2 separate regions of the Homo sapiens genome follow, and region 1 is linked to region 2. A link is a loop called in an ENCODE intact Hi-C map of the cell type or tissue named here. Cell type or tissue: heart left ventricle. All regions are shown on one strand. Links, peaks and the distances in the headings refer to the core of each region. The heading gives the core; the rest is flanking DNA.

Region 1 (16,597 bases), core at 3,081-11,080, 550 kb after region 2:
CAACTGACGCACTGAAGAATGCATCAGTGTCTCTTAATATCAGAATCGATGAAGCAGAAGAAAGAATTAGTGAGCTTGAAGACAGACTATTTAAAAATAGTCAGAGGGAACAACAACAATTAAAAAAAAGAATAAAAGAGAATAAACCATGCCTACGAGAACTAGAAAATAGCCTCAAAAGGGGAAATTTTTTCTTTTTTTTCAGACAGGGTCTCCCTCTGTCTCCCAGGTTGGAGTACAGTGGCACAAAAAATAGTCAGAGGGAACATAAAAAAAAAAAAAAGAAAACAAAAAAAGAGAATAAACCATGCCTACAAGAACTAGAAAATAGTCTCAAAAGGGGAAAGTTTTTCTTTTTTTCCAGACAGGGTCTCCCTCTGGCTAGAGTACAGTGGCACAATCACAGTTTACTGCAGCCTCAACCTCCTGGGCTAAAGAGATCCTCCTGTCTCAGCCTCCTGAGTAGCTGGGACTACAAGTATGTGTCACCATGCCCAGCTAATTTTAAAATTTTTTTGTAAAGAAGGGGTCACACTTTGTTGCCCAGGCTGCTGTCAAACTCCTACGTGCAAGCAATCTTCCCATCTTGGCCTTCCAAAGTACTGGCCTTCCAAAGTACAGGCATGAGCCACCATGTCCAGCCAAAAAAGGGAATCTAAGAGTAATTAGAATTAAAAAGGAGGTACAGAAAGAGATAGGGGTAGAAAGTTTATTCAAAGTGATAATAACAGAGATCTTTCCAAACCTGTAGAAAGATGTAAATATTCATGTACAAGAAGGTTATTGAACAACAAGCAGATTTAATGTAAAGACTACCTCAAGGCATTTAATAATCAAACTCCCAAAGGTCAAGAATAAAGAAAAGATCCTAAAAGCAACAAGAGAAAAGAAACAAATAACATCCAATGGAGATCCCACATGTGTGGCAGCAGCCTTTTCAGTGGAAATCTTACATGGCAGGAGAGAGTGGCATGAAATATTTGAAGTGCTGAAGGAAAAAAAAAGTTTACCCTAGAATAGCATATCTGGTGAAAATATCCTTTAAGCATAAATGAGAAATAAAGATGTTCCCAAACAAACAAAAGCTGAAGGATTTCATCAGCACCACACTAGTCCTATAAGAAATGTTAAGGTGCGGGGAGGGGGGGGGGTGCGGAGGGGGCAAGCACAGTGACTCACATCTGTAATCCCAGCACTTTGGGAGGCCAAGGTGGGTGGATCACCTGAGGTCAGGAATTTGAGACCAGCCTGGCCAACATGGTGAAACCCTGTCTCTACTAAAAGTACAAAAAATTAGCTGGGCGTGGAGGCGGGCACATGTAATCCCAGCTACTAGGGAGGCCGCAGCAGGAGAATCACTTGAACCTGGGAGGCGGAGATTGCAGTGAGCCAAGATTGCATCACTGCACTCCAGCCTGGGCAACAAGAGTGAAACTCTGTCTCAAAAAAAAAAAAGAAAAAAAAAAGGAAATGCTAAGGGGGATTAATCAATCAGAAAGAAAAGGACATTAATGAGCAGTAACGAATCATCTGAAGGTACAAAACTCACTGGTAGAAGTAAGTACACCAAAAAAACAAAGAATATTATCACATTATAATAATAATGTGTAATTGTGGTGTGTAAACTACTCTGGTCTTCAGAAAAAAGACAAGATGAACCAATCAAAAATAATAACTACAACTTTTCAAGACATAGTACAATGAGTTATGAATAGAAACAATAAGTTAAAAAGCGGAGAGGGGTCAAAGTTAAAGTGTAGAGTTTTCATTAGTTTTCTTTTTGCTTGTTTGTTTATACAATCATGTTAACTTGTCATTAGTTTAAAATACTGGGTTATAAAACAGTATTTGCAAGCTTCATGGTAACCTCAAATCAAAAAAACATACAATGAATACAAAAAAAGTAAAATTAAGTCATACTAACAAAGAAAATTACCTTCCCTAAAAGAAAGACAGGAAGACAGGAAAGGAAAAAGACCATAAAACAACCAGAAAACAAATAGTAAGGATGTAGAAAAGAGAGAATCCTGAAACACTGCTGCTGGTGGGAATGTGTACAACCACTATGGAGAACAGTTTGGAGCTTCCTCAAAAAACTAAAAACTGAGCTACCATATAATCCAGCAATCCCGCTGCTGGGTATATAACCACCCCCCCCGCCCCGCCAAAAAAAAAATAGATATCAGTATACCAAAGAGATATCTGCACTCCTATGTTTTTTGCAGCATTGTTTACAATAGCCAATATTTGGAAGCAACCTAAGTGTCCATCAACAGATGAATGAATAAAGAGATGTGGTACATATACGCAATGGAGTACTATTCAGCCATTAAAAAGAGTGAGATCTTGTTATCTGCAACAACATGGATAGAACTGGTGGTCGTTATGTTAAGTGAAATAAGCCAGACACAGTCATTATATTAAGTGAAATAAGCCAGACACAGAAAGACAATCTTGAGCTCCTGGAGACAAAGAGTAGAAGGATGGTTACAACAGGTTATAAAGGGTAGTGGGAAGCAGGGGGAAAGTTGGGATGGTTAATGGGAACAAAAAATATATACAGAATAAGACCTAGTACCTGATAGCACAACAGGGTGACTATAGTCAATAATAATTTAATTGTACATTATCAAATAACTAAAGCTGTATAATTGAATTGTTTGTGACACAAAGGATAAATGCTTGAGGTGATGGATACCCCATTTACCCTGATGTGATTATTACACACTGCATGTCTGTATCAAAATATTTCATGTACCCTATAAATATATATACCTACTATGTATCCACAAAATTTAAAATATAAACAAAAAATAAGTAATAGTACAGGGTACAAGGTCAATATACAAAATAAATTATATTTATACAATATAGAAAAATAAATTATATTTCTAGATACCATCATTGAACAATCCAAAAATGAAATTAGAAAACAATTCTATTACAAAAGCACCAAAAAAGAATAAAATACTTAGGAATAAATTTTACAAAAAAAAAAAGCAAAACTTGTAAGCTTAAGACACTGTTGAAAGTAATTTTAGGGCCAGGTGCAGTGGCTCACACCTGTAATCCCAGCACTTTGGGAGGCTGAGGCAGGTGGATCACCTGAGGTCAGGAGTTTGGGACCAGCCTGATCAACCTGGAGAAACTCCGTCTCTACTAAAAATACAAAATTAGCCGTGCGTGGTGGCGCATGCCTGTAATCCCAGCTACTCGGAGGCTGAGGCAGGTGAATCACTTAACCAGGAAGTGGAGGTTGCAGTGAGTCAAAATCACGCCCACTGCACTCCAGCCTGGGCAACAAGAGCAAAACTCCGTCTCAAAAAAGAAAGTAATTTTAAAAGAACTAAGTAAATTGAAATATTCATGTTCACAGATCAAAAGATTTAATATTGTTAAGAAAGATTCTCCAATTTGATCTACAAATTTAACACAATCCATATTAATATCTCGGCTAGCTTTTTTATAGAACTTGACAAGCTATCCTAAAATCTATACAGAAAAGTAAGGGAGCCAAAATAACATGAAATAACTTGAAAAGAGGCACGAAGTTGGAAGATTCACACTTTCTGATTTCAAAACCTACTAAAAAGCTACAGTGATCAACACACTATGGTAATGGCATCTGGATAAACATAGAAATCAATGGAATAGACTAGAGGGGCCAAATGCAAATCTTTACATTTATGGTAAAGTGATTTTCTACATGGGTGCCAAGTCCATTCCATTGGAAAAGAAAAGTCTTTTCAACAACTGGTTCTGGGACAACTGGATTTCCACATGCAAAACAATGAAGCAGGATGCCTTCCTTGGACCGCACACAAAACATTAACTGTGAATGGATGACATACCTAAGTATCAGAGCTAAAACTATAAAATTCTCAGAATAAAACATACAAGTAATCTTTGTAACCTTGGCTTAGGCAATGGTTTCTTAGATACAACAACAAAAGCACAAATGACAAAATAAAAACACATTAGTTGGATTTCATCAAAATTTAAAACTTCCATGCTTCAAAGGACACCATCAAGAAAGTGAAAAGACAACCTACAGAATGGGAGAAAATATTTACAAATCATATATATATGTATATATATATATCATATATATGTATATACACATATGTGTGTGTATATATATATGATAAGGAACTTCTGGATGGAGGACATAAAGAATTTTTACAACTCAATAATAAGAAAAACGAACAAAAAAATGGACAAAGGATTTGAATGGACAGTTCTCTAAGAAAAATGTACAAATGTCCAATAGGCTCATGAAAAGATGCTCAATATATCAGGAAAATTCAAATCAGAACTATAATGAGATAACTATTTCACACCATTAGAATGTCTCTAATCAAAAAAGACAGACATGTAGTTTAGCACTGAAGAGAATGGAATCTTCATCCCTTGCTAGCTGAAACATTAAATGGTGCAACCACTGCGGAAAAGAGTTTGGCAGTTCCTGGAAACGTAAAACATAGAGTTAGCATATGATCCAGAAATTCACCTCCCAGGTATATACCCGACCAAAATGAAAACATATGTCTATACAAAAACTTGCATATGAATGTTTGAAGCAACATTATTCACAATAGCTGCAAAGTAGAACCAACCCAAATATCCATCAACAGGTGAACAGATAAATAAAATGGGACAACATCCATACAATGGAATATAATTTGGCAATGAAAAGGAAGTATTGATACAGGCTACAACATGGATGAACCTTGAAAATGTTTTACTAGGTCAAAGAAACCAGACACAAAAGATCACAGGGTATGATTTCATTAATAAGAAATGCTCAAAATGGGCAAATCTATAAACTAGATTACTAGTTGATCAGGGCTGGCAAATGTGGGGTGAAATTAGGAATGACTGTTAGTGGGTGCTGGATTTCCTTTTGTGGTGATGAAAATGTTCTAACATTGATTGTAGTAGTGCCTGCATAACTGTGAATGTACTAAAAACAAATTGTACAATTTCAACGGCTGAATTCTTTGGTTATAAATAATAGTTCAAAAAAGCTGTTTAAAAAAATTACTACAGCATAACTTATAATTATCTAAAGATCAGTTAGCATAAGCTTCCCCAAAATACCCTGTTTATTATAAATCCTGAAAATGATGGTAGAATTTATTTGGTACCCCAGTTTCCTAGAATTTCAGGCAGTAAAATCTTTCAGAGCCAGTTAGAAGAAATGAAGAAAAACACCTTTTATCTTTCATTCTAGTTCATCCATACCAGAGGTGAATTTCTTGTTAATTCAGCTGATATCCTCTAAGCTACACAGAAAAGCAAGAGCTTTAGCTCTCTAACTTCAATAATCTTATTTGAAGACATGGTAAAAATTAGAGTTTTCCAAATAGAGAAAAAAAATCACATATGTATATGTATGTAAGAGTGTGTGTGTGTGTGTGTGTGTGTGTGTGTGTGTGTGTGGTGTGTATGCATATATGTATACATACAGTTTTTTAAGATGGGATCTCCCTATGTTGTCCAGGCTGGAGTGCAGTGGCTATTCACAGGCACAATAATAGCACATTGCCACCTCAAACTCTTGGCCTCAAGCAATGCTCCCACCTCGGCCTTCCAAGTAGCTGAAACTACAGGCACAAGCCATTGCACCCAACGAATATTTTACATTTTTTAAAAAAAACTGTATCTGATATTGTGGTTCATTTTATTCTGTAACTTGGAAAAATATCACTTCTGTTTCTAAATGCATTGTAATAACAATGTTTACCTTTCTCTCATCAAAAATTCCTGCTGGTGGGCCAGGTGTGGTGGCTCACACCTGTAATCCCAGCATTTTGGGAGGCTGAGGCAGGTGGATCACTTGAGGTCAGGAGTTCGAGACCAGCCTGTCCAACATGGCAAAACCCCATCTCTACTAAAAATACAAAAATTGGCTGGGTATGGTGGCGTGCACCTGTAGTCCTAGCTACTTGGGAGTCTGAGACACAAGAATCACTTGAACCTGGGAAGCGGAGGTTGCAGTGAGCCAAGACTGCACTCCAGCCAGGGCAACAGAATGAGACACTGTCTTTTAAAAAAAAAAAAGAAGAAGAAGAAAAAGAAAATTCCTGTTGGTAGATATTTCAGATATCTCCTGGGTTTTTGTTGTTGTTATTGCAAATATTACTGCAAGTTAATTAAAGCTGGAATAACCCAGAAAATTTCTTAGAAATGGCAAGATATGAATTAGGACTGAAATAATGATCATGATTTAGAATATAGAAAGTCAAATGGGAAATGTATTTCAGGAAATAGAGATGTATAAGGCAAAAAAAAAAAAGTGAGTATGAGATACAGTTAAAATAGCAAACATCTCCAAAATTAAACTCTATGTGACAAGTAGTGGGAGATGGCATGCCAATTTATCTTCTGCTAGTCCTCTGCTCAAGAAACCAATAAAGCCCAAACTCCTTAAATTAATTTTTGTTAACACAAGGTTACAATTTTTGAAAACCAAGATCATGAATACAATAGTTTAAAAAGATTAATTTGTTGGTACTAGCTGCACAAGTATGGTCAGTTTGTGAAAATTCATCAAGCTGAACACTTATGATTTGTACACTTTTCTGTGTGTATGTTATCGTTCAATAAACAGAAGGACAAAGAGACACAAAGATAGATTTTGATTTGGGAGCTAATAAGACATAAGAAGCCATTATACCAACATAGCTTGAGAAATGAAGATCTAGAATTGACAATGTCAATGCGAATTAAAATGAAAGATTCTTGACCTAGTGAATGGATTTAGTGAACAAAAGAGAGACAATTCAATAAAATTTTTAAGGCTTTAGAAATCAATAATCATGACAGTATCAATAGAAATGAAAGAACAAGAATATGGAACTACTTTGAGTAAACTATAATCGTTTCAGCTGCAAGTTTTACCTTTAGGTAAAATATTAAGGTTAAAAATCCAAATTCAAGAGTCAATTACTTAAAGGTGACAGATGAAACCAACAGACTGAATGTTGACAGAAAAGCAGAGAGTCAAGGATAAAACCCATGAGAACCTGGCAGTCCAAGACTGAAAGGAGGAGAAACCAACCAAAGGATAGAAATTAAGTAAGCAAAAAGATAACAGGGGTCTGGCAGAGTCACAGGCATCAGGAGGGAAAAAAAAAAAAAGATATTAGTGTCGCAGGATCATTAGGGTGTTGCTTTGCCAGCCAGAAACCTCTGTAGCCAGTGGTGCCTCTGCTTGGGTTTCACTTGTGCCCGCTGAACTCATTCCATCCACTCAGCCTGGCAGGCTGCACTCAGCTCACACTACTGGCCTGGATCCCACACATGCCAAGGGTGAGCCAGGAGTGGAGCAGCAAGGGGTGTGTGAGTGAGCAAGCGCGGGATCTGTCCACTGTGTACAGCCAGGCACACCAGCTGCTGCAGGACAGGCAGCTCCAGGCAGGCACCAGCACAGGCGCTGGCTCTGTGCAAGGCTGCAGTTGGACCAGACATACAACACGTAGCTTCAGTAGCATCTGGACAGGGGGAAAACGATGGCACCAGAAAGCTCAGAGATACCAGGAACCACAGAGTCCCAAAAAGGGTGTTACAGCATGTCACAGTCCTGGCTCAGGTAGCCCCAAGCTCTGGAATCCCAGAAGGGCCACAGATCTTCTCTCTTTCTCGTTGCACGCAGCGTAGTGACTGGAGGGCATGTTTCTACTGTGCTCGTGTTACAGCTCTTTTTAGTCCCACCATTCAGTAGGTCCCAAGCACTTGTCCCACATCCAGAAAGAATGAGGTATGCAGACAACTGGAGGATGAGCAAGGCAGAGAGGAGCTTCACTGAGCGACAGAATGGCTCTCAGGAGACTCAAAGTGGGTAGGTCCTTTCTGCAGGCAGGTTGTCCCAATGTGTGCCCAACTCAGAAGGGAGGAGACCTGTAGTGGGCAGCTCCTTTCCACAGGCAGGTTGTCCCAACAAGCATCCAGCTCTCAGCGGAGGAGACCCATAGTGGGTAGCTCCTTTCTGCAAGCAGGTCATCTGGATTAATGTGTGTCTGGCTGAGCCTGGGATTTTTATGTGCTCAGAATCAGGGAACTGCATACTGATTCATCCATGGGCAGCCATGGTGGGCCTAGAAAAAGCCCCATCAAATTTGCCAAACAGTCATCAATGAAGTTCTCACTCTGGGCCACGGACTTCACCTAGAACTGGCAGCCCAGCCCCCAGGCTTCAGGCCATCGCTGGCCTGAGGTAAAGTTTCACCAGGGACCCACCCCTTTCTGCCTAGGAACCTGTCTGCCTTTAACATGCCATCCACGGCACCCAAACTGACTGTCCCAAGAGGCGCCTGCAGGCTGGTGCCAAGCTGCCCTCAGCCCCTGCGGCCCCCCTCCTACGCTTGTCGATACCCAAAGTCCAGAGGGGACGATGGTGGCAAGGGGCTGGCATATCAGCACCACTCTGAGCATGCACATACCTGGCCGGGTTGCAACAGTGCCTGGACTTGGCCACAGCTTTGCTCCACCCTGGAGCAGGCGCCAGAAGCAGGGAGAGGCCAGGGGGTGAGAGCAGGCACTTTCAAGCCTACAGGGGCAGGGGGCTTCCTGGGCCCCAAGCTGCAGCTGGGCAGCTGCAGCTGCACCCAGGAGCACAAAGCTCCCGCCTGTTCCCAGCCCCTGCTGGCTCTGCAGAGTGCACAGCCCCGATGGGTGCAGCCCTGGCCACACCTCCCCAGCCACAGCTGGCGTCTCCACAGCAGCTGCTCCAGATAGGCTGCCACCACCATCATTAGCAATGTCAAAAGTTAGAGGAAGATGTAAAAACTGCAAAAATCTCATCATCAAGCAGTACTTCAAAAGCTCCTACTGACAATAGTGAAAAAAAATAGGGTTTAAGAAAAAACAAAAATTTGGCCGGGCACGGTGGCTCATGCCTGTAATCCCAGCACTTTGGGAGGCTGAGGTGGGCGGATCACGAGGTTAGGAGATCGAGACCATTCTGGCTAACACAGTGAAACCCTGTCTCCACTAAACATACAAAAAATTAGCTGGGCGTGCTAGCAGGCTCCTGTAGCCCCAGCTGCTTGGTAGGCTGAGACAGGAGAATGACTTGAACCCGGGAGGCAGAGCTTGCAGTGAGCCCCCCTCGCATCACTGCACTCCAGCCTGTGTGATGGAGCAAGACTCCGTCTCAAAAAAAGAAAAAACACAAAACAAAAATTTAAACATATCACCAACAAATAAAGGAGTACAACCTTATTCCGTAAGTTTCACAGCATGGTTTCAGTGAGTCCAATACTACCCCAACCAGGCCAGAAGATATTCTGGCAAAGAAAAGTTAACAAAATCCTGAGACTTCACACTGGATACTCCAATATGAAAAGAAGCAGGCAGAGAGTGAATAGACCAAACTAGGGAAAGTCAAGAAAATATCTAAAGAGAAAGTCCCTCTGTACCAGCATAGGGCTTTAGAAAACATAGGGAGGACAGCACTGGCTTACAATTTTCCAGAACTCTATGATGAACTGGTGAATGAAATTTAAGTCCAGGCATAGAGGATGTTTAATGAACTCTTTTAAAAGTGAGTAAATCTCAGGGCCTCCAACAAAGCCAAACTCAGGGTGTTGCTGAGTATCTCTCCACTTGTTTACCTGCACACTCACATGCCACAGAAACTGAAATTAGAAGGAAAACCCAGCTTGTGGTCCAGACAAGATGGCACAGACCATTTTTTCCAGTTAATCCCCACTAAGCACAAATATAAACAAATACTGCAAGAGACAAACGAAGAACTCTGGAAGGTGGAAAGAAGAAGGCAAACTCCTTTGTAACCCTACAACAAGAAGAACAGCACAGAGGCAGGATGACTTACGCCTACCTCACCCAAGTGAAGAAGGCCACACAGACCTGGTTTTTCCCAGCCACAGCCTAGGGGCAGAAGGCAGCCCATGCAGGCTAATTCCTCCCAGAATAGAATAGATGTCCCTCTGACAAATATCAAGGAAGCCAGACACCACCAGCAAGAGAGATTAACTAGGAACCTCAACAAAAACAAACAGCCAGGGGAAACACTCTCCTTCACCATAAGGCCTGAGACTCCCCACTTTTTTTTTTCCAGTTTGTTCGTTTCTTAATTTCTAAAGCTCTGCCATAAACTTCTAGCAGGTGCCCATGTCACCTGCCACACTCACACCAGGTTGTCTGTGTAGCCAGCAAACAAATGACCACCAACAGACCAGGCCAGGGAGGTACACTGGGGTGGTTCTGCCTTGCTGCCAGTACTAATAACTTCTTGCTTCAGTTCATCTACGATGATATTTACCCCTAAGTCCCAGATCTTGATGCTGGGGCCCATGGCAGCACAGAGCCAGTAGCAGTTGGGGCTGAAGCACAGGGTGTTGATAATGCCCCCACCATCTGGCATATAAAGGTGTTTGCCTTCGTTGAGATCCCACAGCATGGCCTGGCCATCCTTGCCTCCAGATGCACAGAGGGATCCATTTGGAGACATAGTCACAGTGTTCAGATAACCTGTGTGGCCAATGTGGTTGGTCTTCAGCTTGCAGTTAGCCAGATTCCATACCTTGACCAGCTTGTCCCAGCTACAGGAGACAGTGATAGGGTTGCTGCTGTTAGGCAAGAAGCGAACACAAGACACCCACTCTGTGACTCTCATACTAGACAGTGTATCTGCATACACCCAGGTGTTGGGAACAGGCCCCCAAATCTGGCCATAAACTGGCCCCAAAACTGGCCATAAAATCTCTGCAGCACTGTGATATGTTCATGATGGCCATGACTCCCATGCTATAAGGCTGTCAGTTTACCGGAATGAGGGCAAGAAACACCTGGCCCACCCAGGGCGAGAAAACCACTTAAGGCATTCCTAAACCACAAACTATAGCAGGAGCGATCTGTGCCTGAGGGACATGTTCCTGCTGCAGATAATTAGCCAGAGCCCATCCCTTTGTTTCAGCCCATCCCTTTGTTTCCCGTAAGGAATACTTTTAGTAAATCTATAATCTACAGAAACAATGCTTATCACTGGCTTGCTGTCAATAAATATGTGGGTAAATCTCTGTTTGGGGCTCTCAGCTCTGAAGCCTGTGAGACCCCTGATTTCCCACTCCACATGTTATATTTCTGTGTGTGCGTCTTTAATTCCTCTAGCGCCGCTGAGTTAGGGTCTCCACGAACAAGCTGGTCTTGGCACCCAGGGTTTTCTATAACTTGAGGTTTTATCTCATGATCCACAGACAATCTGCTGGTTGTCAGGGGAGGCCACATTCAGCACGTCCTTGGTATGGCCCACAAATTGTCTCACGGTGATGCCCATTGTGAAATCCTAGAGGCATGGGGTTCCATCCAAGGAGCTTGAGAGGGTAATGTGACCATCTGAGGAGGTGACCAAGTCACTAAAAAAGTGGGAGTGACCCCACAGAGCATGTTGTGGGATGCCATAGTTGGAATCTTCCCTGCTCAATTTCTACGTAATGATGCTCTTGTCTTGAGAGGTGGACAGGATCTTGTCCAGGAACTGTGGAGTAGCAGTGGTCTGGTTTACCCAGCCGTTGGGGCCCTGAGGGTGCCACAAAGGGTCATCTGCTCAGTCATGATGATGGCAAATCGAGATTCCCCTTTTCCATCAAGAGAAACAAAGACAGGCATGAAACCAGAGGGCCTAGTCAGGAACCAGTCAAGAACCTCAGCCTTCACAGGTCTGAGGATCTCCTTCTCTACCCACAGACATCAGAACAGGCAGTCAGAACTGGCAAGCCAAACCCAGTTTTGCTAGATATCCAATCTCAGGAAGCCTCTTGTTCTCCACATGTCCAAGACTCTCCTCCCCTGTCCAGAGACATCAGGGTAGCAGGGAGCATGGTAAGGAAATCCCAGCCCATCCCTTCCCCAGCAATAGATATACACTAACTCAGCCTAAGAATGAATCCCTACTCCCTCAGGCAGCATCAGCAGAGACCAGTGGGAGCCCTAGTGCCACTAGATACAAGAAGCCAACCAAAACAACAGTGCAGACTCAAAATTAAACTATCATTGGAAGCACAACCCACAAAAATATAGGCTAAGACCTGCATGATAAACCTAAACAGGATGATTGCTTGTGAAAATAAAAGGTTGAACTAGCCCTCAGAATCTCCTAACATATTAGACAAAATATTTAAGTTTCAAATGGAAATCACCTGTCACACCAAGAACCAAGAAAAATCATAACTTGAATGAGAGAAGACAATCAACCAATGCAAACACCTAGATGAATCAGATGTTGAAATTATCTGACAAGAATTTTAAAACAACCATCGTAAAAATGCTTCAACAATCAATTGTAAATTCTCTTAAAACAAATGTAAAAATAGAAGATCAAAGCAAGGAAATAAAAGTTATAAAAATAACCAGATGAAAATTATGTAACTAAGAAATGCAATAACAAAAGACAAGCTAGATAGGCTCAATAGTAGAGTGAAGATGACACAGGATACAGTCAATGAGCTTATGGACAGAACAACAGAATTCACCCAATCCAAACAACACAGAAAAAAATAGAAAAAATTAAGAAAGCCTCACGGACCTGTGGGACAACAACAAAAGATCCAACATTTGTATCATCAGAGTGCAAGGAGAAGAGAAAGAGAGCCAGACTGAAAGATAATTCAAAGAAATATGGTCCAGCCTGCTGTAGAGCTACAGAAATCAAGACAGTGTACTATTAGTAGAAGACAGAAAATAGATCAATGAAACAGAACAGAGAATCCAGGAATAACCAACACAAATATGTTTAACTGATTTTTGACAAAGGGCTAACAGTAATTCAATAGAAGAAGAATAGCCTTTTCAACAAACAGTACAGGGGCAATTAGGCATCTATTGGCAGAAAAGAAAAAAGAAACTTGACTGGCAACTGTTACAAAATTTAACTCAGTCCTTGCACAGTGGCTCATACCTGTAATCCCAGCACTCTGAGAGGCCAAAGCAGGCATATTGCTTGAGCCCAGGAGTTCAAGATCAGCCTAGGCAACAAAGCGCGACCCCATCTCTACCAAAAAAATAAAAAGAAAACAAAAATTTAACTCAAAAGGATTATGGACTTACATGTAAACATAAAGCTGCTAACATTTAGAGAAAAAAAATACAGGAGGAAATCTTTCAGATCTAAAGCTAGGCAGAGTCCTTAGATTTGATACCAAAACCACAATCCAAAAAAGAAAAAATGAATAAAATGGACCTCATCAAAAGTAAAATATTTTGCTCATGTGAACAAGATAAAACAAGTTGCAACTTCTGGCTTCTACTGGGCATGTAAGAAACGTGGTCTATGCAGGAGGTTGAAGGGGGAGGATCATTTAAGGCCATGAGTTTGAGTCCAGCTTGGGCAACATAGCAAAATTTCATCTCTTAAAAAAAAAAAAAATACTTGGAAGTCACTAGGCCATCCTACCAACAAGAAAAGCTAAACAAACTGAAAAATCTACAACTCTTCTAGGATCAGTAAGAGAAATGAAGTCACACGGCAAACCACTGCCCCACAAACTGGAGGAACAGGTGACTGCAAAGAATCCCATCAAACTGAAGCAGAAAACTCTGCAGGAACCAGTGCAGGGTAGGAAAAACTGAACTGTAATTGACAAACTGCTGAAGGCTCAGTGCCAACAAGTGGGAAACTTAAAAAGCCAGGGGGACTCAGTCATAAGACAGCCTTCATACTTTTATTAGTTTCACCTCCAGTAAATCAATATGGTTCTCACAGTATGTATGACAGGGTGGGGGAAAAAAAAAAAACCCTATTACTTCTGACAGAGGGAGGGAAAACAAAATCATTTTTAAATAAGCTAGAACATTCTGTTCTTAATAAGGTCTTTCCTTCAGGAGAAACTATTTAGTCAGAGCCTGCTGGGGTTCTATCAGAGTCTAACTAACTTATAGGAAGGGAAATAGGAAATACCAATTGCAGCCCATACTAGCCATGCTGTCTTACCTTGGGAGACGGGGATAGTGCTAACAAACATCTGTGAAGGTCACACCCAGAGACACAGAGACTCATTAAAAGACTGAGATATAATCATTGGACTGTAGAATGCTTCCTATCCCCCAACACCTTACTGCCACATTACTAAAGACCTATACAGCAGCTCCTTTTACCCAAGACATCAGCTTCAGCTATCAAGAAAAATTTATATGTCACACTAAAAGGCAAAAAACACAGGCTGGGCTGGGCACGGTGGCTCACGCCTGTAATCCCAGCACTTTGGGAGGCCGAGGCAGGTGGATCACCTGAGGTCAGGAGTTCAAGACCAGCCTGGCCAACATGGTGAAATGCCATCTCTACTAAAAACACAAAAATTAGCCAGGTGTGGTAAGCAGGCGCCTGTAATCCTAGCTACTTGGGAGGCTGAGGCAGGATAATCGCTTGAACCCAGGAAGCAGAGGTTGCAGTATGCCAAGATCATACCACTGCACTCCAGCCTGGGTGACAGAGTGAGACTCCATCTCAAACAAACAAACAAAAAAACACAGTCTGAAGAAAGAGAGCTAGTATAAGAACCAGACTCAGACATGGCAAAGGATGTGAGAATCATCAGCTCAATTACTAAAAACAACTATGATTAATATGCTAAGGGTTCTAATGGATAAAATAGACTGCATATAAGAACAGATGGGCAATGTAAGCAGAGAAATGAAAATTCTAAGACAGAACCAAAAAGAAACACCAGAGATCAAAAACACTGTAACAGAAATGAAGAATGCCTATGTTGGGTTCAATTAAGTTGATAGGCTCAGTCTAGTAGACTGGACACAGCTGAGGAAAGAATATCTAAGGGATATCCCAATAGATACCTAAAAAAAAAAACTACAAAGCAAACAGAAAATAGACTGAAAAAATACAGAGCAGAATATACAAAAACTGTGGGACAACTAAAAAAGGTGTAACATACATGTAATGGGAATACCAAAAGAAGAATGAGAGAAAGGAACAGAAAAAATATTTGAAACAATAATAAATGACAATTTCACCAAATCAATGTCAGCACTAAACCACCAATCCAAAAAGCTCAGAAAACTCCAAGCAGGATAATGATTAAAAAACAAACAACCAACAACAACAAAAAACTACACCTAGGCTTATCACAATTCAAACTACAGAAAATAAAAGATAAAGAAAAAATCCTGAAAGAAGACAGTGGAAAAAAGACATTACCTATCAAAGAGCAAAGAGAATAATTACATTGACATTACCTCCAAAACCATATAAGCAAGAAGGGAGTGAAGTGAATTATTTAAAATCTTAAGATAAAAAGTAAAAAATTAAAAAAAAAAAACCCACTAACCTAGAATTATGTACCTTGAAAAATTATCCTTCAAAAGTGAAAGAGAAATAGTTTCTCAAACATAAATATTGAGGGAATTTGTTGCCAGTAGATCCAACTTGCAAGAAATGTCCAAAAGAAAAGTTCTTCAGGGGGAAGAAAAATGATAGAGGTCAGAAATTGAGATCTATATAAAGAAAAGTACTGGAGATGAATAAGTGAAGGTAAGATTTAAAGAACATTTGTTTTTCTTACTCTCAATTGATCTAACACATAAGCATCTGTTCAAAATAGCAGCAACAATATATTTGATTATGTATGCTTATGTGTTTTTCTCACTCTCAGTCGATCTAACACATAAGCATTTGTTCAAAATAGCAGCAACAATATATTCGATTATGTATGCTTATGTGTGTGTATACAGATATATGCTTATGTATGTTTATCTATAAGTGTAATAAATAACAGCAATGGTACAAAGGATGGAGGTGGTAATTAGTATTTTATTATTTTGATCCTACTAAAATCCGGAACAAGGCAAGGTTGTCCCGTCACCTCTCCTTCTCAACATCTTACTGGAAGTCCTAGCTAATGCAGTGAGATAAGAAGGAGATTTTTAAAGTGTACTGATCGGAAAAAATAAAATAAAACTGTGTTTGTTCACAGATGACAAGATTGACTGTGTAGAAAATCTGAAAGAATTGACCCAACGAACTCCTTGAACTAATATGCAATTACAGCAATGGCAGGCTTCAAGGCTAATACACAAAAGTCAATTGCTTTCCTACATACCAGCAATGAACAAGTACAATTTGAAAGTAAAAACACAACAACATTTATATTGGTAGCCTCCAAAATGACATACTTACATATAAATCTAACAAAATATGTTCAAGATGAATATGAGAAAAACTTACACACTTTTGATTAAAGAAATCAAAGAACTAAATAAATGAAGAGATATTCCATGTTCATGGACAAGAAGAGTCAATATTGTCAAAATGTCAATTCTTCCCAATTTCATTTATAGATTCAATTTAATCCCAATCAAAATCTTATCAAGTTATTTTGTGTAGATCAGTAAATAGATGCTGGCAAAAGACCCAGAATAGCCAACACAGCATTAAAGGAAAAGAATAAAGTTGGAAGACTGATACTGCCCAGTTTCAAGACTTACAATAAAGTTACAGTAATCAAGACAAGTGTGGCATGAGCAAAAGAACAGACAAATAGACCGATAGAACAGAATAGAGAGTATACAAATAGATCAACAAAAATACAGTCAACTGATCTTTGACAAAGAAAGCAATACA
Region 2 (16,597 bases), core at 3,571-11,570:
CCCCCCCACCTCCCTCCCGGACGGGGCGGCTGGCCGGGCGGGGGGCTGACCCCCCAACCTCCCTCCCGGACGGGGCGGCTGGCCGGGCAGAGGGGCTCCTCACTTCCCAGTAGGGGCGGCCGGGCAGAGGCGCCCCTCACCTCCCGGACGGGGCGGCTGGCCGGGCGGGGGGGCTGACTCCCCCCACCTCCCTCCCGGACGGGGCGGCTGGCCAGGCGGGGGGCTGACACCCCCACCTCCCTCCCGGACGGGGCGGCTGGCCGGGCAGAGGGGCTCCTCACTTCCCAGTAGGGGCGGCCGGGCAGAGGCGCCCCTCACCTCCCGGACGGGGCGGCTGGCCGGGTGGGGGAGCTGACCCCCCCCACCTCCCTCCCGGACGGGGTGGCTGGCCGGGCGGGGGGCTGACCCCCCCACCTCCCTCCCGGACGGGGCGGCTGGCCGGGCGGGGGGCCGACATCCCCACCTCCCTCCCGGACCGGGCGGCTGGCCGGGCAGGGGGCCGACCCCCCCACCTCCCTCCCGGACGGGGCGGCTGGCCGGGCGGGGGGCCGATCCCCCCACCTCCCTCCCGGACAGGGCGGCTGGCCGGGCAGAGGGGCTCCTCACTTCCCAGTAGGGGCGGCCGGGCAGAGGCGCCCCTCACCTCCTGGACAGGGCGGCTGGCCGGGCGGGGGGGCTGACCCCCCCCCACCTCCCTCCCGGACGGGGCGGCTGGCCGGGCGGGGGGCTGACCCCCCCACCTCCCTCCCGGACGGGGCGGCTGGCCGGGCGGGGGGCCGACATCCCCACCTCCCTCCCGGACGGGGCGGCTGGCCGGGCGGAGGGCTGACCCCCCCACCTCCCTCCCGGACGGGGCGGCTGGCCCGGCGGGGGGCCGACCCCCCCACCTCCCTCCCGGACGGGGCGGCTGGCCGGGCAGAGGGGCTCCTCACTTCCCAGTAGGGGCGGCCGGGCAGAGGCGCCCCTCACCTCCCAGACGGGGCGGCTGGCCGGGCGGAGGGCTCACCCCCCCACCTCCCTCCCGGACGGGGCGGCTGGCCAGGCGGGGGGCTGACCCCCCCACCTCCCTCCCGGACGGGGCGGCTGGCCGGGCGGGGGGCCGACCCCCCCACCTCCCTCCCGGACGGGGCGGCTGGCCGGGCAGAGGGGCTCCTCACTTCCCAGTAGGGGCGGCCAGGCAGAGGCGCCCCTCACCTCCCAGACGGGGCGGCTGGCCGGGCGGAGGGCTCACCCCCCCACCTCCCTCCCGGACGGGGCGGCTGGCCAGGCGGGGGGCTGACCCCCCCACCTCCCTCCCGGACGGGGCGGCTGGCCGGGCGGGGGGCTGACCCCCCCCCACCTCCCTCCCGGACGGGGTGGCTGCCGGGCGGAGACGCTCCTCACTTCCCAGATGGGGTGGCTGCCGGGCGGAGAGGCTCCTCACTTCTCAGACGGGGCAGCTGCCGGGCGGAGGGGCTCCTCACTTCTCAGACGGGGTGGTTGCCCGGCAGAGGGTCTCCTCACTTCTCAGACGGGGCGGCCGGGCAGAGATGCTCCTCACCTCCCAGACGGGGTCTCGGCCGGGCAGAGGCGCTCCTCACATCCCAGATGGGGCGGCGGGGCAGAGGCGCTCCCCACATCTCAGAGGATGGGCGGCCGGGCAGAGATGCTCCTCACTTCCTAGATGTGATGGCGGCTGGGAAGAGGCGCTCCTCACTTCCTAGATGGGATGGCGGCCGGGCGGAGACGCTCCTCACTTTCCAGACTGGGCAGCCAGGCAGAGGGGCTCCTCACATCCCAGACGATGGGTGGCCAGGCAGAGACGCTCCTCACTTCCCAGACGGGGTGGCAGCCGGGCAGAGGCTGCAATCTTGGCACTTTGGGAGGCCAAGGCAGGCGGCTGGGAGGTGTAGGTTGTAGTGAGCCGAGATCACGCCACTGCACTCCAGCCTGGGCACCATTGAGCACTGAGTGAACGAGACTCCGTCTGCAATCCCGGCACCTCGGGAGGTCGAGGTTGGCGGATCACTCGCGGTTAGGGGCTGGAGACCGGCCCGGCCAACACAGCGAAACCCCATCTCCACCAAAACCAGTCAGGTGTGGCGGCGCGAGCCTGCAATCGCAGGCACTGGGCAGGCTGAGGCAGGAGAATCAGGCAGGGAGGTTGCAGTGAGCCGAGATGGCAGCAGTACAGTCCAGCTGCGGCTCCGCATGAGAGGGAGACCGTGGGGAGAGGGAGGGGGAGGGGGAGGGGGAGGGGGAGGGGGAGGGGGAGGGGGAGGGGGAGGGACCCAATAAATCTTAAGCATATTTGAATTATTTAAATAAAGGAAGTGTTTTATTTCAGTCTTCTCTGTGAACTCTGTTTTTGCATAAAGGATATTTACCATCCAGTTCACTAGGAATTCCCAAGTCACTTTCCCAAATTATCTACTTAGGAATACAACTCCCTTTCTTCCCTATAAACCAGTGCTTTTTTTCTCCTTCCCTTTTCCCATTCCTTTCCTTCCTTCCGTCTTTCCTTTTCCTTTCTTTGCTGTTCCTCTATTTCTATTTGCCACTTTGTTCTTCTCAAAATTCCACTTAAAATCTCTGAAATCCAGTTTAGAAATGTTCACTGTTCTTTTATAAAATATCTCTGTATGAGATAACCCATAGTGCCTGTCAGGTAGTAAGTGCCCAGTAAATATTTTACAAATCATATCAGATGAAAGCTATTATTAGAAATTAGAGGTGTTTTTATTTTATTAACAACAAAATCACAAATAAAAACTTATGGTGCAAGTTACAAAGACCAGCTAGCAGTCTTCAGTAAACAGCACGTGCTAATGTGTATTATTTGAGGAGTATTGTCTGCATAGAGATAATGTGTGTCTCAAGTCTCATGAGACTTCCTGGTATTCTGGATTGAGGTATAATGCTGGATTCTGAATTAGTTTTAAAATACTGCTTTCCTTGCTCTCTCCCTTCTCCCAGAACAAAATTTGGGAAATAATATTTTAGGTGATTTTTCTTAATCTGTTTATCTGGCATTTTGTTAATACAGCCTAGATGGCTGTGCTGTACAATATACCAACCTCTAGTGTTTTTATAAGAGTTGAAGTAGGTAATCCATGATGAATTTAATATAGTGTTTGGCACATAGTAAACATATAGGAAAAGTAATGGTAAACTTATTACTAATGAAAGTTAGAATTCAGTAGAAAATGACTTTTTCAGTGTCTGTACATGATGGTGGTAGTAGTGGAAGTAGGTGTTATTAAAATTATTGGGGAAGCAGAAAATGCAGAGCCACCAACTCTTAAAATTTTCGAGCATGGCTGAGTCTGTGAGGTCCATTCCCTCATTTCATTTCTACTCCCATACATTAGACCTTCAACCCTTGTTGTCTTAACTACTATTGTAGTGACCTACTTTATTTCCTTACTTCCTTTAGAGGTACTTTCTTTTCATTTCTTTTTTATTTGCATAAATCTGTGGGGTACATGTGCAACTTTGTTACATGCATAGGTTATGTAGTGGTCAAGTCAGGGCTTTTAGGATATCCCATCACCTGGATAACATACATTATACCCATTAACTAATTTCTCATCATCTTCGCCTCTTCCTATCCCCTCACTCTTCCAAATCTTCATTATCTATCATGCCATCATTAAAGGCATTTTCTGAAATGTAGTTCTGATAATGTACTTCCCTTCTCATAAAAGAAAGAGAGGGACCTCCAGTCACCTGTGGAATAATCTGAAGTTTTAATCTTGACATTCAAGGCCTTCTGTGATTTAGACCCCCAACTTGTTTCTTCAGATTTACTTTTCTGTACACTTGCTCATGTTTCTATGCATTTGCTCCTGAAGTCTGGCATGATTTTTCCCTATACCATCTGTAAGATTAGATGATATAGGTAGGTGCAGTTTAAATTCCACCTTTTCTGTCCTTAATAAATGCCGTCTTTAAATTCCCATGATAGCTTCAGAGACTTAAGAAGCAGTGTTTTGTGTGCCTGCTGTGTGTCAGTCACTGTTAGATGATTCCTCTTTAATGATTCATGATTTCTCCTTTAATCCTCACAGTACTTTAGGACTTATTGTTATCTTTATTCCCGTTTTCTAATGATTGTTACTTGTCTAAGTTTAAATAGCTAGTATGTAGTTCATCAAGACCACACTCATCTATTTGACTCTAAAATGTTATTGTTGGGGCCCAATCTGTATGGCAAGTACACAATAAATGTTTGCTGAAATGAAATTTTTTTTTTTTTTTTTTTTTTTTTGAGACGGAGTTTCACTCTGTTGCCCAGGCTGGAGTGCAATGGTGCTGTCTCAGCTCACTGCAACCTCCGCCTCCCGGGTTCAAGCAATTCTGCCTCAGCCTCCCGAGTAGCTGGGACTAAAGGCGCATGCTGCAACGCTCAGCTAATTTTTTGTATTTTAGTACAGACGGGGTTTCACCATGTTGCCCAGGCTGGTTGCGAACTCCTGAGCTCAGGCAATCTGTCCACCTCGGACTCCCAAAGTGCTGGGATTACAGGCATGAGCCACCGTGCCTGGCCTGAAATGGATTCTTAAACGGTAAACGTAATATATGTTGTACAGCCTTGAATTGTACTTGAGACTTTGCTGTAACACAAAGTAACAGTCTCTTCAGTCTTTCTCCTGTCAGGAAATACCTTAGTGTGAAGCCTTTCCTGCTTTTTTTCTGGGGAGAATGTTCCCAAGATACAGTTCTTTGTTGCCTTCGACAGCATGATCTCTTCAGCCTCCCTTCCAGCAGGGAGTTCTCTTTGGGAAAAAGACCAGATTTGCAAGGGGATAATCTGTTATCAGATAACGTAGCTCTATAATCGTCCATTGGTCCTAGAATGTTGTGCTCCTAGTATAACTGCTTTCTCCTTCCCACCTTCTCTCCAAGGTCTGTGGTTGATTGTTTTGTCATTTAGAAGGCACCTAACACTCTTATCTCTTTTTGGAAAGAAATGTCATGGCTTAGAAAGAAAGTCTGAAGTCCATCTGCTTTGACATATCTGTGCTACCCTAAAATGAGGCTTTAATTTGCCATCGACCTACGTTAATTCATCGTAGACCTTCTTTAATTCACACCAAATCATAAATGATTTGGTGTGAATTAAAGTAGGTCTGTGGTTTCTCTAGTAAACGCATAATAGACTAAATAATGATAATTCAGATTATTGTTGAGCTAAACTCTGACCTCCATGTGGACATGTGCCATGATTCTTTGCTCACCCTCTGCCATTGCATCACTGCTGAGTTTAGCAGCTCTTAATTAAAACTCACTAAATTAAGGAGGATGAATGACCTTAAAGATACGAACATGAATAAGAGACATCATTTACCCTCAAAGAAACTAGAGTCTGATTGGGCAGGGAGGAAAAGGTATTAAAATTATGTCTTTCTGCATTGTGTGGATTTGAAGTTTGTTTTTTGTTGTTAAGAGTCTTATTATTAGGATAATGACACTGTTTTTTCTTTATTAAGTTACTTGTGTGGCAGTTAAGATGATTCTGGTGGCTCTTAACATTTTTTTTTTCTCCAGTCGGGAACATGCCCTGTGTGCCGCCGTCATTTCCCACCTGCGGTTATTGAAGCATCTGCAGCTCCTTCCTCTGAGCCTGATCCTGATGCCCCACCTTCAAATGACAGTATTGCAGAAGCACCCTAAACCTTGACAGTTGAAATGAGATCAGTGTATCAAAGTAAATCTGCAAATTCCTTCTAAATTTCATGTGCAAATAATTATATATAAATATATTTAAAAATGCTATATATAGTATATGCCATAGTTTAGAAAGAATATTAACCTTTCTAAACTAAATTTAGGTTTGCAGAAAGTATTAAACATTTTTAAGCTGAATGTTGAGACAGTGCATCCATTTTCTTTAGTTGAATATGTTTGTATTAATTGTAAAGCCAAGCTTATCAGTTGACTCTCTCCAGAATAAATAATCATCTGTGTGGCATACGTTATTGGCTTTGTCTGTAATACTGCCACTAAGTGATTATAATTAAGCTGTCCTGTTTGCATCAAATGTAAAGACTGTGTTCACAACCGTAGTAAAATTTGGTTTCATTGGAAATGAAACAAATTCTAAAGTATGCTTTTTCACTAGTCCCTTTGATTTTGCTATATCATAACCTCTTGGTTCATATGCTGAGAAATTTTTCAGAAAGTCCATTTTTGTTTAAAATTAGAACTTTTCAGAATGCCAAATGAAGGCTAAAATTTTGGCCAGAACATTACAAAAGTTTTAAATCGTAGACGTAACTCCCCCTGAAATAAAGTTAGGTAGTAAAATCCTTAATGAAACCAGTGGATGTGCTTAACGTAAGGTTAGTAAAGCATACAAAGAATCTAGTGTGCTCAGGGCTTGGTACAATGAGCTGAATTAGATGGCCTTATGAAACTCTTTCTAACCTCTTACCCAACCTGTTTCTCCTTGGTTAAAATTATACTTGAAGGCCCAGAACACTCATGGCACATTTGTTTAATATTGCTTATAGTTAGTTTAAGGTAATTTTGCTTCTACAGTATTTTGGAAGGTCTGAAAACTTGCACAGGGTCATCTTTGTAATTATATAACCCCAAACTAAGATGCACAATGTCTCCTTCAGGTGATCACACACAGTGGACGAGTATGTGCAAACATGGACATAATAGTTCACTTACAAATGTGATTTGATGTTAACACTAGAGAATGATGACTGTAGAACATTTGAGCAAGTAAAATAGTAAAGCACATAGTGAGTGTATGTCCGTCTAACTGGTACATTGATAATTTAGTTTGGGCACATAAAAGGAATATTTATATGGCTTCCCAAATGCAGAGTTACATCTTATTCGTGTATTTCTCTGAGTATTTATATCCCGTCTCCTTTTTTCATTCTTAAAAATAAATGAATTTTCACTGTTGGCACATATGAGGCTTAAATATAAGGAACATAACACTTGCATTCTAATTTTTGCATATATTGTAAATGTGTCTGGTATTTACAGCAAAATACTGTGTATCCTTTTATGGGTAAAACAAAAGTGAACATTGCATGCATGTAATGTGATGAATTTGTAATTTAGGAGTTCTTTGGGGCTTCTGTGACTTGGGAAATGCTTACATTCAGGCCTTAATGTTGCATTAGCTAGCATGTTTTCCCTCTGATGTATATAGTCACTGTTGTATAAACTAATCTTTGCTTGTTTTCTACTCTGTGATCTTTCCATATCATATTTCATTAATGATCAGTTAGTGTCAAGGAGTCAAAACAGATTAAAATTAATTTCATGTGTATATGGTGGAAATTTGTGGCTAGTGTGATTTTTGTTTGTTTCCTTTTAAGTACTGTTGATCAGTTGTGACACTTACTGGTTAAACTTACGTTGCTAAAGATTTCTCTATAATAAGCCACACATTATATTTAGACTATATTAAGGGACCTTGGTTTTCTTCTAGATAGCAGCTGTCCCAAAGAAAATATTTCTTCTTTGTCTGTTAAGATTTAGCTATTATCTGCCAGTTGTTAAGAGGTTTTGGTTCCAAACTCAACCAGCAATGTTGAGAGCTGAACTTAAGATAGCTGTTGTACTTTTTGCTTTCCATCTGTTACTGTCCTTCATTCTTGGCTCCCTACTATCTATAAACAGCTGCTGTGAAGAAGAAAAGTTGAATAAGAGTTGGCTTAAATTTTAAAAAAGAAAAAGAAAATTGAGGTTTTAGGATTTTCATGGTAACAAGCTCTGGTATAAGCTAAGGCTGGCAAGTTCAGATACTAAAATATTATTTGATCATATCTTGGATCCTTTTGAAAAAGTTAAGACTATATGAAGGTAAATTAGAAATAAGTATGAATATTAATAAAATAGCATTTATCTTATTTCTCTATTTTATGTTGTGACTTAACCTAATTTTATTTTTTTAACATTTTCTTATTTCTTATAATATGAATGCTGATATTTAAAGGTAGATCTATGTGGTATTCTTTGTGTTTCTTAATTGTTTAACTCTTAAGATTATTTGTGATCTGGATTTATGTATTTGTTAGATACATACGAATTGTTAAAATGGAATGCAAGTTTTTCAAAAGCCCAGGTCTAAATGTAATGGTTGGTTTATTGTTCTATAACCCCAGCCCATCATTTTCTGTGTAAATCATAAACAATAAACAGAATATACTCGGTGGTCATTTCTAATATTTAATTGTGTAATTGTATCACTTCTATAATGTAACCCCTGAAGGATTTAGAGTTAATGACAGATAACACTACTGAGCATGTGATGTTAGAAGTCCTTGAACTATAATCTAAGAAAGCCCTAGAAAGAGCCAGACAGAAGTAGTTGATGGACTTCCTACTGCTGGAGGGTCTCTGAGTCCTTGCCCTCTCCTCCCTGACATCCTTAGCTATCCCGTAGGTTTCAGCAGAACCTGATTTCCACACTGACTCCGGACTGCAGAAACCCTTAATAAGGAAGGGAGCCCACCTCACATCAGTGGTTTTCTCCAAATCAGGCATGGAAATATTATTAAATCTAACTGTTTAGCAAGATTCCTTGTGGTTCTCAAACAGTTCAGAGAACTCAGTCATTTCAGAAGGGTCAATTGGGTGCTGATAAATTACGCAATTCAATTAGACAAAGACTAGCCAGGCATGGTGGTGTGCACCTATAATCCCAGCTATTCAGGAGGCTTGAGGCAGGAGGATTGGTTGAGACCAGGAGTTGAAGAGCAACCTGGGCAACATAGTGAGACCCTATCTCAAAAAAATTTACAAAGTTGGATAAAAACTAATCATTTTGTTTAGATGCTTAGAAAGTTTAGAATTCTGATTCTCCTCTAATAGATTAAATATGTACTAGAAAAATAGTCTCAGAGCTGGAAACATCAGTGGTATACCTCTACTGTTGATGTTTTTATAATTTCATCATCATTTTCATTCAGCCACTGCTGGATGGAGCCATTCAGCACCCCTGCAAGGGATGAATTTCATTGTTGGAAGATTGTCACCAAATTTCTCTATAAACAGCACACGTGAAATTAGAAAGTCCTGTTTCTCCTGTGTGGTCACCTCTTCATATCCTTCTTCAGGCTTCACGCTTTCTGAAATCTTACATGGTATCTATTCCAGACCAGCCTAGAGTTGGCTCTTTCACTCCTTCTCTTAAAGTATGTTGCTCAGAATTAAACACAGTTCTGTGGTCGAACTAGGGCAGGGTTCAGGAGCACTGTTGCCACCTTCAGAGTGATTCTCCTGTGGCTGTTATGGTTGGTATATGTTATTATTACCACCATCATTATTAGCCAGGCTGTCATACTGTTTGCTGTCTCTTGCTGAGCTTCACAGGTATTGCTGGTAAGCCAAGTCCCCGCCTAATCTTTACTTAAACAATCTCTTATTAACCTAATTGAAGGACAGCATTCATCCTTACTGAATTTGATTTGTGAAGGTTCTTGTGAATTCAGGTTTTTCGTCTTAGCCTTGCATCCATTCCAATTTTGATAAAGCATACCTTTGGTATGTAGTGGCTTTGTCTAAGTTGTTGATACATGTTGAATTGAATGGGATGCAGTACAGACCCTCTTTAGAATGCCACTATACACTGCACTTAAGGTGAGTGATCCGTTAATTAGTAATTTGGTTACAGTTGTTGCGGTAACTACCAGTCACTTCATATGCCCGTTTCTTCATCTTTCCTAAAAAGGACACTAAAAATTTTAGTGTGTTTGGCAGACAGATGCACTATGCACTGTCTTTGGAAGTAGCCTAATGTACTAGTATATTAAAGAAAGGAAATGAAGTCAGCTGGTAACGCCTCATTCTTAATGAAACCATACTGCCTCTTTTTCTAACTCCTTACGTGACATCTGTTTAATAATCTGCCTTAGAATTTGTTAAGTGATCAATGTCAAGCTCATTTTAATAATTTTTGGAGTCCGCCTTTTCCCATCTCAAAATTGTGGTGTTTGAAATAACATGACCTTGACAAAGTCACGTAATCACCCTGCTTCTGTTTTCTCTATAAAGTAATGAATCTAAATTATAGGTTCAGTACTACCACTATTTGTGCATGAATAAGGGTTTGAAAAAAATGTTTTTCATTGATGTGCAAAGTCATAGGGAAATATGTTATACTTGGTTTCCATCATTGTTTATAGCACCACTTTTTGGAGAATGATGAACATTTCAGATAAAACACTCTTAAAAACATATTAATTACCTTTCAAGAGTTGAGAATTTGACGGGAACCTTATTAAGTCAAAATAAAGTGTAATTTTCATAATATTAATTATGAAACCTAACACTAATATAGTTGGTAATTTATTGCATCTTATATTATTAGTATATAATCAATATACAGTTTTTATAGTGAACATTGACAGGGAGGAGGTCTTTATTTTTTTAGAAAGATACTTCTTACTGTCAGTAATTTCCTTAGATTATAACAATGTTTCTTCTTACGAAGATTCATTTTTAAATGCATTTTTACATTATAATAATAGTTTCTATTTATGAAACACTAAATATTAGGCATAGTGTAGGCTTTCTATCTTATCTCATCTTCATAATAAGTCTGCAGGGTTGATTTATTGTCTCAACTTTACAAATTAAAAAAAAAAAATGAGCCCCAGACATGGTCAAAGAGCCCTGGTTCTTAAAGGAGATGCTGTCGGTTCTGTCCACTTCATGCTGCCTTCCTGAGTAGGAACAGCTTACCTGATCAGTGTTATCAGTGTTATTATTTAAGTACATTGCTTGAGATGCAGTCTGTTTTGTTTTTTTTGTTTTGTTTTATCAGAAAAAATTAGGATCTGTTCAGAATTTTGAGAAATATTTTTTCCTTGCTATATTATTTTGCTAACATGTTAAGATATTTGTGTACTGATGACCAAGATTCTAATGTGGCCCTGATTAGTGAAGTTTCTTAGTCACCAGTAAGATCTAATGAGAACTTCCTACCTTTGCCTGGTAATCTGGGATTCTTAAACTGTTCTGCAGAGACTGTCCCAGGCCTGAAAGGTGTATAGCATCCTGTTGTCTCTTAGCCATCAAGAGCTAACTATCCAGACATCTTTCTACAAGCAATTTGTGCTACCCTTTCCAAAGGTCTGGATTTCAGTTCCTCTAGAAGCCATGGACATCTGCCCTCCACAACTGCAAATACTCCAAAGAGTACAGAACCTACTCCCAAGTTGTTTTATTCGTAGGAAGAGACACTTGACAGGGGCTTTCCTTTTGATTTCAATCCTTAATAAATGCCATTTTAAATTCTTTTTTAAAGAATTCTTTAAAAAATCCAGCCGTTTACATTGTGCCCTAGTTCTGTTAGTCTAGTCCCAATGACTTGTGAAGAGAACCCAACTGTTACAGACAGCTGTTAAAAGGGGCTTCTCTACATGCCATCATACCGACTAGCTTTTGGCCCCAACAAATAATTCTTCCTCCTTACCTGGACCAAGGATCCCCCAACCCTGGTATTGCAGTATTCTAGGTTTGGTGCCATTCTAGAGTGTTAGACTTTTTATTTCCGTTTAAATTGACCTTTAAAGCGGATGAAGATAGGGATGAGGAGCTTACAAGATCAGCCTTGTCTGGGAAGCAAGCTCAGCCTCAATTGGATGACGAAGCTATTCACAAGTGAGCACCTTGGTTACAACCCACATCTAAATGAGTAAATACTACCTGAAAGAAAATGTTTAAAAATTTTCAAATTAGGGAGCTTATGAAAATAGTATATTAGGACATATAAAATGGGAATACTTTCTCAATCCACTGAAAAACACCTTCATTAAACCCAACAAATTAAATATTTGTATAACCTGAGCTGCTGTCCATTTAATGTTTACAAAGTGCCTACTCTCACAAACCTGTGAACAAAATAGACAAGATCCCTGGCCTCCTGAAGTGTCCATTGTAATGAAGAGACTGTTAGCGTGCCCACCCCCAGCACAGCTGGATTCACTCAGTAGAGAGGATTTCATCTTAGCTTGGGGAATGCCTGACACACAGAGCCTTAGTGTCTCTTCTGTGATTACCAAAGCTAGAAACAAAAGCAAGGAAAGAATGAGCCCCCTAAGGTGACTTTAGCTACCAGCACCTACTCTCAAGCCCAAAGGATCTATAGCTATATTGAGATAGTTATAGGTTGAAGGGTTGAACCCATCTCCTAAGAGGTCGTATGCCCTATGGACCACAGCAGGCCATGATGACTTACAACCAGGGAAATTTGAAAAGAATTTTTCTTTTTTTTTTTTTTGAGATGCAGTCTCACCCAGGCTGGAGTGCCATGGTGCGATCTCGACTCACTGCAACCTCTGCCTCCCCGGATCAAGCGATTCTCCTGCCTCAGCCTCCTGAGTAGATGGGATTACAGACATGTGCCACCATGCCCCCCCTAATTTTTGTATTTTTAGTAGAGATGGGGTTTCACCATGTTGGTCAGGCTGGTCTCAAACCCCTGACCTCAGGTGATCCACCTGCCTCAAGCCTCCCAAAGTGCTGGGATTACAGGCATGAGCCACCAGCGCCAGCCAAGAGTTTATTTTCTGGAGATGGGGGTGAGTTGAATAGAATAACCAAAACTCCAGTGTTTGACCTTATATCCTGTGCTTTATTTTTGCTTGTTTTCTCCCTGTGCTACAGCATTCACACATATGCATCCAGTGTGGTTTTATCCAGAAAATAGAACATAAAGCAGGCAATTCTGAAGCACGGCTTTTCTGCTGGTCATGTAGGCTCTGATACAAAATATTGTATAATTTTTTTTGTAACTATGCTGGCGTACCAGCACTAACACAATGAACCCTGCAAACTGTCTTACTAAGGGCTTAATAAGGAGTAAGCATCATTGTAAAATTGGCAGACTTGCTGTATTATGACTCACAGAAGCTGAATGGGCCAAGTTAAAGTGCACTGGACATTAAGGGAAATAAATGCTATGCAGATGCACAGCCATGTTAAGACAGTCCCCCCTCTCAACTTAGCAGCAGCACTATGATATAGCAGAGGTGCCAAATCTGAGCATAACCGAGGTTCACTCAGGGAGGACAGAAATGTTGCACAATCCTTTGGGTTCTTCTTTCCCCAACCCCCATTACTGTATAATGCATTTTCTCCCAAAACTAAGGCCCTGAAGAACTGCCTAAAGCTTAATTTATATGTAGGTGAAACTCAGTAGAAGGGGAAGCAGAACAGAATGCTGCATTGGATGAATTTACCACAGTGCCTGCAAGGACCATTCTACCTGAAGGAGAATATCCCTTCTCATTGTCAAGGACTGCAACGGATTCAGGGTTTTTCCCTGCTTGCAAGCTAACAAATTTCCTAGGTCCCAGGAGTATATACAAGACCCCTGGATCAGAGACAAAGGACTTCATTTCTCATAGCACAGTGGACAGCATGAGTTTCATAATTACATCAGTTTGCCTTCCCCCCAATGTCCCTCAGGAGTGCTGCACACACACAGTGTGAGTTTAGTGTCACAGCTGAGGAAATTTGAGCTTAGGAAACCCCAATCTTAGGGAACTGCTAGAAATCTGCCCCAGGACAAGACATTATCCTCATTTTGCCCAGGAAACAAATCTGTCCTCTGACCTGGGAGGAGAGTAGGGGACAATATATCTGTCTCCTAAGACTATTTGCTATACAAACATCTTTGAAAAGGCAGGACAGAACAAAGCTGTTCATGCTTCTTGCTCAGAAGATGTGCAGAAATACGAGAAATCGAGGAAGAATTGTCTCTCAACACCATAGCCCCTGCTAAAGGGATGGGACAACATAGGCCTCAAAACCCCACTCCTCCCAGCCACAGGTGATTGGACTGTTGGGCACCTGACTCAAGGCTCCTGCATTCAGAGGTTGACCAGCGACCCGGTGCTGGAGATAAGGCAGGTCTGTCAGCTTCTCTCACTAATTTATGTTGGGAAATAGGGAATTCTTAACAGGAAATGGGGAGGTGAAGCAAAAGGGTTGCAAGAGGAGGGATATTAAAGTCGTAAGGAGTCATGACATGCTTAAGTGATGAGGAAGCAGAAACTAAGAACAGTTAAAAACTGAATGGGAGAAAATACTTAAGAGTGGATTGAAGAGGAAGCCAACTGCAGTGGGAGAGAAGGAAGCTGAGCCTCATGACCAGTGGAACACCAGAATGAAGTAGTCATAGCTCCTTCCTTTCCTCAGGCATCTTTTTACTTCCTATCCCAATCTGCCACCCACATCAAACATGGATATCCTTATAACAACACATACAAGCCAGTACTGGAGAGAATTTGAGTGAGCCTCTGTTTTAGTTAAGTAAGCTCTTTGGTTATAAAGAACGGAAGAGATACAAAATAATGTTGCAGCACAGTGACAGTAAACTAGTTAATGTTTATTGAGTGCATACTATGTGCTGGGAATATTTTTGGGTCATTTTACATGCAACATCTTAGTTAATCCTTATATAATCCTAATAAAACTTAGAAGTAAACACTATTATAATTCCCCAAAGACATCAAAAGATTAAGTAGCTGCCAAGGCTCACATAGCGAGTAAGTAAGGGAGTCAGGATTCCAACCCAATGCCCTTAACTGCTTTGTTATATTGCTTACTGCATAGGTGAGTGAGTTAATACTCAAGGTAAGTACAAACAAAATAAATTTTAGTGACATGACTAATAATTCTTGCAGACTAACCTTGTGAACTCAATAACCCTTTAAACATTATTTCATCGGAGATGAAAACACTAAACATTTGGATCAAAAAACTTAGAAGTTGGTAATTATCTGTATTAACAATCACAGAGAATAATCCTGAAGAGGTTAAGGAGAGGAGCCTGAACATGAAATTGATTTACTCTCTTACCTGGAAAAAAAACCTGATCTCAGCAGATGCAATTTATGTTACTTTTATATCCACTGCAGACAGAATTCTGCCTCCATCATTTTTTTTCTTGCCAGCCCCTATGGTGTCCACAGTGTCAGTGACCACTGTCCGCACCTGTAAATAGGTAAGAACAATGATGTGGTCAAAGGAAGCCTGTTGTATTTCTAAAGCCTGGTAAGGGCTGGGTAGAAAGCAAGTTGTGATTGACCAGGGATAAACATCGGGTCCCTGTTGTGTCTCACACTAAATCCACTCTACATGATCTTGTTCTGTCCTAATTGGTCTCTATCCCAGATGGTTAATCCCTTTGGTTAATGAATACCCATAGCCTCATCATCTCTAGGAACAGGCGCCTAACAGGAGCCTGAGAGAATGTTGCCAAAGCAACTTGGTGAAAGATGCTTGTCTGTTCATTGACTGCTTTGTGCTGAGAATCAATAAAAAATTAATGATCTAAATAACCACTATATTAGCTCCCTTAAGGAAGAAACAGTGGCTTGCCCAAGATCATACACAGCCAACCAGTGTTGGAGCTAGGACTTGAATTTAGTTCTTCTGACTACTAACAGTTTTCTCTACTATGCCAAATACTGTTCCTGCTTTCCTTTCACCTGTACTCACTGTAATTCTCTGGTGAGTCAAGGCAGCAGCTACGGTGAGGTCAGAAAAAATGGCCTTCATTGAATAGGTAGCATTTGCCTACAACCTGCTTTGTCCCAGATACTCTTCCACCAGCAAAGTGGGAAAATAATGACTTAAATAAGCAGAGCAAGCCTTCTGTTTGTGAGTTTCTGTTTCTCTGCTTCGGTTTTGGGTCAGTTTTAAGACCTAAAACTTGGCGTGGGGAAGCAGGGACATTTCTGAGAGCTTGCTCTGCAGCCAGCACTTTATGAAAATAGAAGTACAGGATGAAATTTTGAGCTCTTTAAGGATGACAACACTGATTGATGATCACTAGGAGCCGGTAATTGCCTCCTGGTCTTAAAGTAGGAAATCTGCTGGGTAAAAAAATAAAGACAATGAAGGGAACATTTTGTCTTATAAATTGAGTAACAGCGTTCTCTGGCAACTTGTTAATGTCAGAGATGATCTCTACAAAAGTGAAGATAAGCTTGATTGCACCTAAAACGAATATTTTTTCCTATCAAATGGGAATACAAATTTAGGTTGTTCTGGGCAAACTTTCTTGAGTTTAAAAAGAGGGAAGCTGAGGCAATATTTATTTACAGACTCCAAGTTGGAAGGAACTAAACAATCCTGCCAGTTGCTCTAGAGGTGACAGGCACTTGCCTTTTCTCACTTTTCTTTTTCCCTTCTTCCCTCTCTCCTGTCTCTCCTTCATTCCTTCTTTCCTTCATCAGCCAGGCTGACTGAGCTTAAATCCTAGTCCTACCACGTTCTAGCTGTGAAGTCTTGAGCAGCTTACTCAACCTCCATGTACCTGTTGCCTCATCTATAAAACATGAACAGATGGTTTTCTATCTAGGGTTATTATGAGTGAGTTCACATATGTAAAGTACTTAGGATCTGGCACATAGTCAGTGTTGGGTAGGAACACGTTTTCCCCATTCCTGATGTTTCCTTCCACATGGAAGGACTTCTTCATTCATTATTTGATCTAAATCTTCATTGACAAATCACAGTATCACACATGGGCTCATGAATTTTGTAATATATTTTTAAGTCAAATTGTTTATGTAGACAGGAACCCAACAAAAATATTTGCCCAGGACCTTGCGCGCCCTAGAAGTGGCTC

Evidence for each region. A loop is a pair of places that touch in the nucleus more often than their neighbours do. Peaks named below come from ENCODE experiments on the same cell type or tissue, not always from the same donor. Only the 100,000 strongest peaks of a DNase experiment are listed, where the experiment ranks them.
Region 1: it touches region 2 in a loop (3-fold over the local background); 1 of 110 quality-filtered maps calls a loop at or near these places.

What each region holds. Positions count from the first base shown.
Region 1 is chr5:108,779,081-108,795,677 of GRCh38, reverse strand. All of the region lies in intron 2 of FER (FER tyrosine kinase), which reads right to left. It also overlaps the pseudogene RACK1P1. Among named protein-coding and RNA genes, the nearest start is that of FER, 39 kb to the right of the region's middle. In heart left ventricle, for the core only: no CTCF peak of the experiment used is centred there; DNase peaks (open chromatin) are centred at 7,347 and 8,477; H3K4me3 peaks cover 185 bases; H3K27ac peaks cover 356 bases.
Region 2 is chr5:109,326,289-109,342,885 of GRCh38, reverse strand. PJA2 (praja ring finger ubiquitin ligase 2) reads left to right here. Exons shown (of 10, transcript NM_014819.5): 10 at 5,530-8,164. The coding sequence ends at 5,655. LOC285638 (a long non-coding RNA gene) reads left to right here and starts at 16,517. Exons shown (of 4, transcript NR_149040.1): 1 at 16,517-16,597. RefSeq lists a silencer at 4,544-4,838. In heart left ventricle, for the core only: no CTCF peak of the experiment used is centred there; no DNase peak of the experiment used is centred there.